Linked DNA regions of Homo sapiens: region 2 is linked to region 1. A link is a loop called in an ENCODE intact Hi-C map of the cell type or tissue named here. Cell type or tissue: Caco-2. All regions are shown on one strand. Each heading gives the region's core, and the rest is flanking DNA. Links, peaks and the distances in the headings are about the cores only.

Evidence for each region. A loop is a pair of places that touch in the nucleus more often than their neighbours do. Peaks named below come from ENCODE experiments on the same cell type or tissue, not always from the same donor. Only the 100,000 strongest peaks of a DNase experiment are listed, where the experiment ranks them.
Region 2: a loop joins it to region 1, with 2.2 times the contacts of the local background. A loop is called at or near these places in 7 of 110 quality-filtered maps.

The regions. Positions count from the first base shown.
Region 1 is chr12:70,821,912-70,827,406 of GRCh38, forward strand. The region is part of intron 2 of PTPRR (protein tyrosine phosphatase receptor type R); the gene reads right to left. Among named protein-coding and RNA genes, the nearest start is that of PTPRR, 96 kb to the right of the region's middle. RefSeq lists a silencer at 1,324-1,524. In Caco-2, for the core only: no CTCF peak of the experiment used is centred there; a DNase peak (open chromatin) is centred at 2,790.
Region 2 is chr12:70,755,332-70,760,826 of GRCh38, forward strand. The region is part of intron 4 of PTPRR (protein tyrosine phosphatase receptor type R); the gene reads right to left. The region is part of intron 1 of LOC124902960 (a long non-coding RNA gene); the gene reads left to right. Among named protein-coding and RNA genes, the nearest start is that of PTPRB, 120 kb to the left of the region's middle. RefSeq lists an enhancer at 2,486-3,292. In Caco-2, for the core only: no CTCF peak of the experiment used is centred there; no DNase peak of the experiment used is centred there.

The sequences.
Region 1 (5,495 bases), core at 203-5,202:
CCTCGGCCTCCCAAAGTGCTGGGATTACAGGCATGAGCCACCACGCCCGGCCGAAACCTATGTATTTATTAAGTGAGGGAAGTATTTGTTGACATGTTTGATTTCTGTGGTTAATGTGTAGAATTCCAAATGCTGGTAGAAAGATCAACCTTAACATTCCAGGAAGTTCTCACCTATTTAATAAGCATTTAATGAGCATCACTGTATACAAGGCATGGTGTTGGATGTTGCAGAAAATGCAAAGGAAAGGCTGTATTGAACATATGACACTTTAACCTAACATGGAGAACAGAGAACACAGAAAGTGGTATAAAACCTGAACAGTCTGGAATTATCAATTGGAATCCATACAAGTGAATGGTAACAACAGCAGACAGCAAGGATTTCCCTAGAAAATGGATTAGGCTTGCAAAACATACCACAGAGAGCTACGTTTTTCTGCATTTGTAGAAACAAATAATTTGTGCTGCCAGAGGAAGACAGTGGAAATTAATGCCAGAACTCAGGTTTAATTTTCTCTCAAATAAAAAATAATAATTATAATATTCATGAAAAACATGTGTCATGCCCTGTAGAGGCTCAGCCAATTATTCATTTATTCATAATTTTGTGTCTCTGGTATCAGACACATGGTGGGGAAGCAGCAAGAGGTGCCAGGATTCTGCATGAAATTAGATGGCAAGCCATGGAGCCGTCTCCCTCCCAGCTCACATTTATATAAATAACTCCTCCCACCTTCCAGGCAGGATTTGAATGAATGCAGAGGAAGGAAATTAAATCACTCTATCCATCAATATCAAGGCAGGGTTGCCAATAAATGCATCCAACAGAAAGCATTTTAAAATGCTCTTTTAGCCTGTAGAAAGTTGCCGCTATGGAAAAGACATGGACTTCATACGACCATAATTTATTGAAATGTCCTCTCATCTCTTAATTTATTGGTAGATTAGAGCGTAATGTTAATAAAATTAAGGTCATAGGGCATAATCCTTTTTCAGACCTTTTTTTGGGTGTGCATTTCTCATCCTTGGGTAGAACCCTTTCCTCTAAAGCCCAATTAAAAAAAAAGTCAAGTGAAACCAAACATTTTGGGGGCTTATCTCCTTTTCCCTTAAGTTTTGCTTTCTTTGCCTTTCCCTCAGCAACACAAAGTTCTCTCTCTCTCTTTTCTCTTCTCTCTTGCTGTCTCTCTCTCTGACACACACACACACACACACACACACACACACACACACACACACACAGAGTTGTCGTTTTTCTTTCTGAAATAACACGACTGGTTCTACAAGATTACCCAGCAGTTTAAGACTGCCTTTTAGTTAAACTAGAATAAGAGTGAAACAAAAGAGATTGATCAAAGAAAGGATGGCAGGCTCCTGAAACACATTGACCCACAGTACGGCAGAGCAGTGACAGAAATATCTGCTCTGTAGAAACCTGGACACTGCTGTCAAGTGACATGGAAGCATCCAGCCTAGCTGACCACTGTATCTCATGGAAAGTAGAGCAAGTGATTAGAAGTAAAACTGCCCTGAATCGAATTCTGAAACAGTGTCAGAATTATCAGCTCCTCCTCTATATTCCCAGAGTGCCCTACACTTATTTTTTGTTACTGTGTGTTTTTTTTGTTTTGTTTTGTTTTTTAACAACTTGTACTTATTATGTTCCTCTCCTAACTCTCTTGGCTTAGCTTGGAGCTCCCTCTCCCTTCCTTACAGTTCCTGCAGTGTGGGGCAGCAAGAAAGATGGCCTAGTTCTCTGGAAGAGAACAAAGGGCTGACCTTGCTTAGGGAGGTGGCAGCTGCCTGCCAAGGGACAGGTCCTTGTCTGAGAGAGTTAGGAGCACACGGAGGATTCAGAGGCAGGAAGGCAGGGCCAGCAGCAGCCAAGAGAGGGCCAGTGAGGGCCGAACTAGATAGAAAGGGGCTGCTCCTGGGTCTTGTAAGCGGGATGTGCTACTCGGCCTGTGGGCCCTACTTCAACTGTCTAAGGGGCCATAGTGGTGGGTAGTGAGGCTCTGAGGAGGGGCAAGTAGTGGTGGCAATTGAGCAGTGAGGGAGACACAAGGGGAAGGTATGAGTCAGGGTTCTTCTCAGCCTGGGAAAAGAAACCCCTCCTTCCTCAACAACGGTTCACAGAACCCTTAGCATTGATACACTACTCTGGGCCAGAGGTCCCAACGTTAGACAGACTTATTGGGAAACCGCCCCAGGTTAGGCGCTCTTCTTCTGTGTCCTTGGAACATCGCTTAGTCCTTACACAGCAGCTCAGCATGCTGTGTTGTAGTTGCGTAATTATAAACCTTTTAATAGAGGGGCTGTATTGTATTCGCTCTTATGTCCTTAAAGCCTAGCATGGCACCTACCATATAGTAATCACTTAACAAATACTTTTCTTTTTTGGTAAATGCTTCTCAAGTAGAAACAAATACTTTTTCAATCAGAGGAATACATAATTTTGAGCAGGACAATCCTTTAATTTTTTTTTAAAATGTAAGAAATAATCATACTATAAAATTTGTCATCTCCATCAAGAAACCATGGTAGCTAAAGGCTACTGTGAAGGAATTAAATAAAATTGTATTTGATTGTCTCAAAAGGGCATTAACATACATGTGAAAATACCATCCCACCTACATTTCAGCCTGGATTACAGACAATGCTTGGTTCCCAAATGGATCAGCATTCTCTTGAATGACCCTGATTTTAGTAGTTGCCTGTACAGGGAGAAGCCACAGTGTGTCTGGTGGTGTCAGCTGCTGGTTCGTGTTGCTTTCCTTATCCTTCCAGTGCTAGAGAGCAAATATTTGGCTATGCCTTTGTCGGGATGGGGTTGGTGGGGGCGGAGGGATATCTGTGTAAGAGTAAAGATGAAAAAAATCACCATTCCTTCGGGACTAAACAAAGCTGACTCTCACATACTGCTTTGACAGTGGGCTTGCTAGAATTAACAATCATGAACATCTTAAGTGCTTATTAAGATTTCATGGACTATTCTAAGTGCTTTACATACTCCTCACAGTAACCCTGCTAGGTAGGCAATATCGTTGCTCCATGTACAGTCAAGAAAGCTGAGTAGAAATCTTAAGTTAGGCTGGGCGCGTTGGCTCACGCCTGTAATCCCAGCACTTTGGGAGGCTGAAGGGGGTGGATCACAAGGTCCGGAGTTCGAGACCAGCCTGGCCAATATGGTGAAACCCTGTCTGTACTAAAAATACAAAAATTAGCCAGGCGTGGTGGGCCTGTAGTCCCAACTACTCGGGAGGCTGAGGCAAGAGAATCGCTTGAACCCAGGAGGTGGAGGTTGCAGTGAGCCAAGATAGCGCCACTACACTCCAGCCTGGGCGACAGAGCAAGATTCTAGTCTCAAAAAAATAAAAATAAAAAATAAAAAAATAAATAAATGTTAAGTTACTTGTCAAAATTCACTTACAGAGTAAGTGACGGAGGCAGGATTGCAATCCAGACAGCCTGGCCCAAGAGTGCCCACTCACAATCACTACACAATCCTGCTGCATGTGCAAACTGCATCCAAATCCAAACACATACCTCTTGATACCACAGAGCCAGAATCAGCCCTCTACCACCCAAAATGTGGATTTAGTGCTAATGGAGAAAAGAGGCCTGGGCCTGCCTTAAAGCATTTAGAGATGGAGTCATCTGGTCTTTTCTCAAATCCCTTTCCCTCTATTAGACCTCCTCAAGGCCTGGGTTGGAATTACTCTCCCACTCATTCCTCAGTGTTACCTCTCTAATATCCTTGTTACAGACTCTGTTGCACGGTGCTCCCTTGTGGGCTCCCTGTCGCCTCATTGGATGTTTACTTCTAAAGGGCAGGAAGTGTGTCTTTACCATCTTATATCGCCCTCAGTTATCTAGCACTGTGCCTGGTATGAAAAAAGTCTTCAATAAATTGGGGGAAGAAGCAATGGATATAAAATAACAACGTAAGGCAAAGTGGCTCCCACGTTACAGCTGGTATTGTAGCAATCCTGCTGTTTTTGGGCTAGAAAACATATCACAACTCTTTTTATAACATATTTTTAAGCTTTTATAAGTCTTCATCTCATGATTCATATAAATTGATTATTGATCTTTTCAGAAACTAAATTTCTCTATGACAGGGGATTTTAAACATTTTTAATATAAGACTTTCTGGAGTTCTGAGTGAGCCTCTGCTAGAGAAGGAGGAATGGAGAGAGGGAAAGAAGAAGGGAGAGAAAGAAGGAGGATAGGGAGGGGTAGGAAAGCAAGAGAAATATCAGTGTTATCAAAATCCTAGATTATTACTGAGAAGAAAGCTGAAATTTTGTTAACACCTTTCCTCCAATTAATCCGGAAATGGAATAGTGCTAATAGGGTGTGGAGAGAAGCAGTGAGGTGCAAATGGAACGGTGATAGTGGGAAAGGTGAGAAGAGGGTGGGAAGGGCTGGGCATTTACACCCATCTCATTGCGGCCCAGTGACAGAGATGGGGCTCATGCTGAGCACAACTTGTGCTAATGAGCACTGCTGCCTTATCTGCTCCCAACCCCTTCTGGGAACTCCTTGAAATTGCTACTCAATAGCACTTAGGAAACACTTGCTATAAATCATATAGAACCAAGAATCCAGCCCCATGACAGGATGCATACAGCTAGGCACAATTAGAGACAAGGTTTTCCCCAAACAGTTCTAATCTAAAATATTCTGTCCTGGTCACCCTAGAAGCACGTGTAAACTTGTCAATCCATGTGCTTTGATTTTTATTTGAAAATATATTCAACAGAAACTAATGACATGAATACTCTGAGATAGGACTGGCTGCAAAACATGTATGGCGTTCACTAGTCCTTTGCTCCGGATAATGTCAATACTCTGCCAAGACTCTCCAGTGACTTTTACTAGCTCCAGAAGAAAATCTAAAATCCTTGCCTCATCCTCAAGGCTCTATTGGATCTGATCCCTCCTCCTCTACCCTTTAATCACTGCCTCCCAGTGACACTGGCCTGCTTTCTGTCCTGTGAACATGCCAAACCTGCACCTGCCTCAGGGGTTTTGGCCTTGCTCTTCCACCCTCCTAGAATGTTCTTCCACTTGAAGCCATTTACAGTGGGCTCCTTCTTATGGTTCAGACTTGGATTCAGATGTTAGCTCCACAGGACACCTTTTCTTACAGCCAAACCTCAGCTAGCACTATCCCCTCCCCAGATACTTTCTTGGGCATGGCCCTCTAATATCACCTTCATGGCATTTATCATGATCTATAATCACCTTATTTACAGGTTTAGTTGTTTATTTTCTGTTTTCCTCACTGGAATATAAGTTACAGTGGGGCAGGGCCCATGTCTCTCCAGCTGCTAGGATAGTGTCTAGCACATAGCAGGTACTTAATAAATGAATAGTAGGTATCCGTCTTGATCATTTTGGACTGATATAACAAACTGCTCTAGACTGAGTGGCTTAAAAATAACAGAAATTTATTTCTCAGAGTTCTGGAAGCTGGAAGATCTAGAT
Region 2 (5,495 bases), core at 158-5,157, 67 kb before region 1:
GTAAAACACGTCTTGTAGGTGTCTGAACTTTGAAATCATTGCTAATTTATTTTTAAGGCTTTTAAAAAATAAAATATACCCAACATTTATAAATCAGACAAAAAATTTACCTTGAAAAATATTTTATGAGAACTTTCATTCTGGAATGCAAGTGTGTTTTGGTGGGAAGATAAGCAAGGCTGAACAGAAAAGATTTTTGAGTTCAATTGTGATTACAAAAATTATTTGGAGAAAGCCTTTATTAAATGCTAACGTAATCAGGATTCTATTTTCTTTACTTGTAAAACAGCGATGTGCTCACTAATTATAGTAGAATAGTATCTGGCCTACTTTCTAAGACATAGATAGATGCATAGATACAAGAAATGATTTAGATATGTATTTTAAAGATATATAAATGATAAATCGATGGAGAATCTGAAAACACTTGATTGATAAATGATTAGAAACCAAGTACCCTGCTGCAAAACAACTTTGGGTTCAAGCGACAAATTTTCTTTCACCTCTTTGACGTCAGCCATATCGTTTTTTTAAATTCCAATGTCTCTATAAGCATAGCTGGAAACTAATAGAAAACTCTTGCAGAAATCAGGTATAAATATGGAAATGAATTTTTTACAGGCAACAAAATAGCATCCATTGTTTGCTATAAAAGCAAACTAGTTAAGCCTTCAAGTAGGCAGCATAAATTTGTCAAATTTAAGTATAAGGAGTTGAGCTTAAGCCCATGTAAAATTTGGATAAAAAGGGGTGGTTAGGTGGGTGGAAAGAGATTTTGTGTTCCTAACCCGATTTGGTTCATTTTTTTTTCTTGCTGTAGTTCTACAACTCCTAGAATATCAACATGTTCCTTTCTGCTTAAGACAAACCTGTTTTGTTTTCTTTTTTAACTGAAGCAGTAATGATGAAAGAATTAACTCCCACCCTCCCATCCCCCACTCCCAGTTAGAAAGACACGTTTTAAACTCCTAGAACTTAGTCACTGCACTTTCTTGGTAAATAGATTTCTTTCTGAGTCATGCTACTCCTGCTGAACACTACTATATTTGTACAGAGATCTAAAAAACTTGATAAGGGCAGGGTAATAAATGGACAAGTTTGTAGTTAAGAGCTCACAAATCAAAAGACTATAATTCACAAGAATCTTCAATCTAACCTTTGCATAGGGTTAACCCCATGCTTTTTATATTTTGTCAGGTGGCCGAGAGTTGAATAATTCAGAGGCTCTGTTGTTGGGTCAAGCCAATGCCACTATATCATCTTTATGTTTTATTATTTCATAGCTACATTTCTTTGCCCTTTAACTTAGTTGCAGTGAAAGAAGCTGATGGGTTTTGTTCTATTATTTAAAATTTGGTCAGTTTTCTGTATAGTTAACAATGGCTTCTCTATATCCTGTTTAATAATTTGATGCACTATAGCTCATTCTTCTTTCTTTTGTCCTTTCTTTTTAAATATTTTAATCAATTCTGATCTCAGATGCAGAAGGAGATCCCAAATGCTAGGAGAGACGATTCAGAGATACAGAGGATCTAGGAGATACACCTCTTTAAGAGAGAGGAAGTACACAGAATAAGAATGAAGTGCAAATGTTACAAAGTATCTGGTTAATTTGATTGACTTGGCAGATAAATGAGATGTATCCTATAACAATATGGCTTTGTTGGATAAATGCCAAGCTTCCACTGTACTGTGCACAATGTGAGCAATTGTTCTGAATGGTCGAATACAGGTTAATATTGATTGTATGTCTCCTCAGCACTGTATGGCTAGGTCTACACTAATTTAGACAAGACTACCTGCTAGTGTTCCTAGTTTGAAGGAATAATCATTAAACTCACACATTATTGTTTACATTTGTATGTAATGGCTTTTTTTCTTTGTAAATATTTCATGAAGGTATCAGTTAGCACATTGGACTTTTATTTAAAGAAGGTCACTTTCTCCTTTGAAATATAAGATTTGGAAACTGGAGTAATTTGCAATTGAACAACAACAAAATTCCTGAATCATTTTTAAAAATGTCAACACAGAACTTACCGTTTTAATAGGTATTTAATTCATTTTGTAAAAACATTTAATTTTATTTTCCTGGGATTTTACTTATTAGGCAAGAGGAGGTCTAGTTTTATCTATATGAGTGCCTATAATGTTCTAGATATCATATACAAATATATAAAGGAAATAATGTCTTTTCCTTTAAGAAACAGATTACAAATGAAAACAAATGACTAAACAAGAACAGTTTTCTAGTTGGGTTTTTTTGTTTCTGAAGAGTCATTTTCAATTTAAAAAATCAAGCATATGAAAAAACAATAAAAAACCATATCCTTCCATGAAAGTAATTAACGTAAGTTTAGGAATAGATGCTTTGAGACATCATTCACGATGTTCTATAATTCATGCAAAGGATGAAAAGCCAAAATACCAGTGATCCTTTTTTTCTGTTAATGAATATGTTGCCATAACATGTTATAATTTTAAGATTAAAATGTGAAAAAATGGGTTGAGGTATAAGTTGTTATAAAAGATTAACCACAGAAAAAATGAATAAAGTTGTAAGAAAACTCACAGAATAGCATTTACCAGTTTTAAGCAACTATCAATCAATATTTTTGCAGGGCTTCTTTAGGTTGTATCTGTACCAAGCACCTCCCCACTGGGGTGCCTGCTCACTACAGACAGCTTTTCCCTGTTTCTGCATTTAGAGATTCTGGTCAAAGGTCAAAGGGTAATGCCTGGCCCCTTCTAGGAGTACTCAAACAAAAGGTTCAAATAATCCCTCTGTCCTTCATGATATGCTCCTTATATCTGATTCAAATACTTCCTCATCTTCTGTAATGCATATTTTCTAAATTCTAGATTTCTAGATTCCAACAATTTTATGAGAATCTATCACATTTATCATCAAAACACTTTCCTTATTCAAATGTAGTCTATTGTGAGCTAGTAGCTCTGTGAGAGGCCATTAAGCTAAGTACCTCACCTTCACTGGACTGGGGTATATTGGAGGATGCCCAGGTACTTGCTTTAAAGCCAGCTCTTTTTGTATAGGGAGCTTCTTTTGGTTTGCAAATCTGAGTGACTCAGTAAGTTGCTCTATTCTTAAAGCCTTCAGAATGGCTTTTAAACTGAGAATAAAGCAACAGGGAAGGCCGTTTACATGATTCTCTAAAAGCTTATGGGAAGCAGGATACATTTATCCAACGGTCTTTCTAAAATTTAAAGAATTGTCCTAGGCAAGATGTGTACCAGTCAGTCCGTGTAGGGCCTTGACTGTGGGAATGGGGTTTGGCTTTGTGCACAAGCGGAACTGCTTCAGATTCAGACGTGGGCAAGGCTGGGAGGGGCCTGGTGGTTCACCTCCTCCTGACCCTCTCCTCTGGCCTCTCTAAAGCATAAGGGGTCTCTTCTCCAAGGCACCCATGGCACAGTGTAGTAACTTTATTCATAGAACTATATTCTTATTATCTCTTTGTGTCGTATTTGCCCTATTAGTGCATAAATTCATTGAGAACAAACATCATTTATTGTTTGTTTTCTTGTTTATTTATTTTTCTGGCTTTAGATATTAGCTAGCACAGTACTTGGCTATTTGCTCTTGTTGTTGTTGTTGTTGTTGTCTGTTTGTTTTGGGACTCCACCCAGGCTGGAGTGCAGTGGCCTCATCATAGCTCATTACAACCGTAAATTCCTGGGCTCAGGTGATCCTCCTGCCTCAGCCTCCCAAGTAGCTGGGACCACAGTTACACACCACCATGCCCAGCTAATTTTTAACTTTTTTTGTAAAGTCAGAGTCTTGCTATGTTGCTCAGGTTGGTCTCAAACTCCTGGCCTCAACCAATCCTCTTCTCTTGACCTCCCAAAGTGCTGGGATTACAGGCTTGAGCCAACGCGCCCAGCATGACTATTTGTTGACTCAGTTTTGTTGTGTGCCCATTGCATGCCAGGCACTAAATGAAGGCAATGAAGACACAGATCAAATGACATGTCACAAGCTCTCAAAAAACCCACAGTGTAGAGATGAGCCTAAAGACTAATATGGAATAAGGAGTTTTTGTTTTAAGCTTGACGGGAACACAGGGTAAGGAGCATCTTCGTCTGTGGAGGTACAAGGGATACTTTGCTACACAGTAGACTGATCTTAAGAAATGAAAGGTATGCATGGTGAAATCCCATCTCTACTAAAAATACAAAAAATTAGCTGGGCGTGGTGGCAGGCGCCTGTAGTCCCAGCTACTCAGAAGGTTGAGGCAGGAGAATGGCATGAACTCGGGAGGCAGAGCTTGCAGTGAGCCGAGATGCACCACTGCACTCCAGCCTGGGAGACAGAGCAAGACTCCGTCTTAAAAAAAAAAAAAAAAAAAAAAAAAAACAAACGAAAGGTATGTAGATGAAACAACACATACAAAAGCATGAAGGAAGGAGAGAATATGGTGTATCATAGATCTATCGAGTTTAGAATTGCTGAAATGTAAACTAGGAAAGTGTTGTTCAACAATTATAAAGCCCAGCATACAAAGGACCATATACCATATTAAGAAATCTAGACTTCATTCCGTAGTATTTTGAAAGCCAGAGAAGAATCACGAAATTAGGAGGGCATGGCCAAATTTATGTTGAGAAAGATTACTTTGGTGGCAGGAAAGAAAACACATTGGGTATGTTTGGAAACAGAACAGAGAGAGGCGCAAAACCAAATGCAGGAAGACCAGTTGGGGGTGGTTGTGACAGTGATGGTTCAATGATGACATATATTCTCATTGTGCCAAGTCATCCTGCATTCAAATTACATTTGTCTGCTACCTAGGCTGTGTGAGAATTTCTGCATATACTTTAAAAATTCAATCCATATTTCAAGTTTATAAGTGCTATACCCATTTTGGATTTGAAGAAACTAAGGCTCAGGGAGGTTGATACCATGCAAAGGCAGACAACCTCACAGAGATTAAATGGCCTGCCCATGGTCACACACATTTTACGTGTGGCTTTGGGATACAAACTCCATCTGGGTGCAAGTGATCCTGCTGCCTCAGCCTCCCCAGTAGTTAGGATTACAAACATAAGCCACCATGCCCACCCAGAGCTTTTTATACCACACCTGTGATACTAAAATGAGAGGCAGTGTGATTTACTGTAAAGGTGAATAGACCAGGGATCAGGACATCTAGATTTTGGACAGGGAAGATGGCTCACTCACATCTGTAATCCCAGCACTTTTGGAGGCCAAGGTGGGAGAATTGCTTGAGGCCAGGCATTCAAGACCAGCCTGGGCAACATAGTAAAACCCTGCCTCTATAAGAGAGAAAAAAAAGACACCTAGATCTTAGGTGGTGCTTTACGCCTCTCTTGTTCTGTCACCTTGAGGGAGTCACTTAATTTCTATGGGCCATACTTTCTGTATCTACAAGGTGTTACACATATTCCCTCCAGTTTAATTTCATGATTCCATGAATTGAATTACACGTATTTAGGATGATGATCCTTTCAGTAGG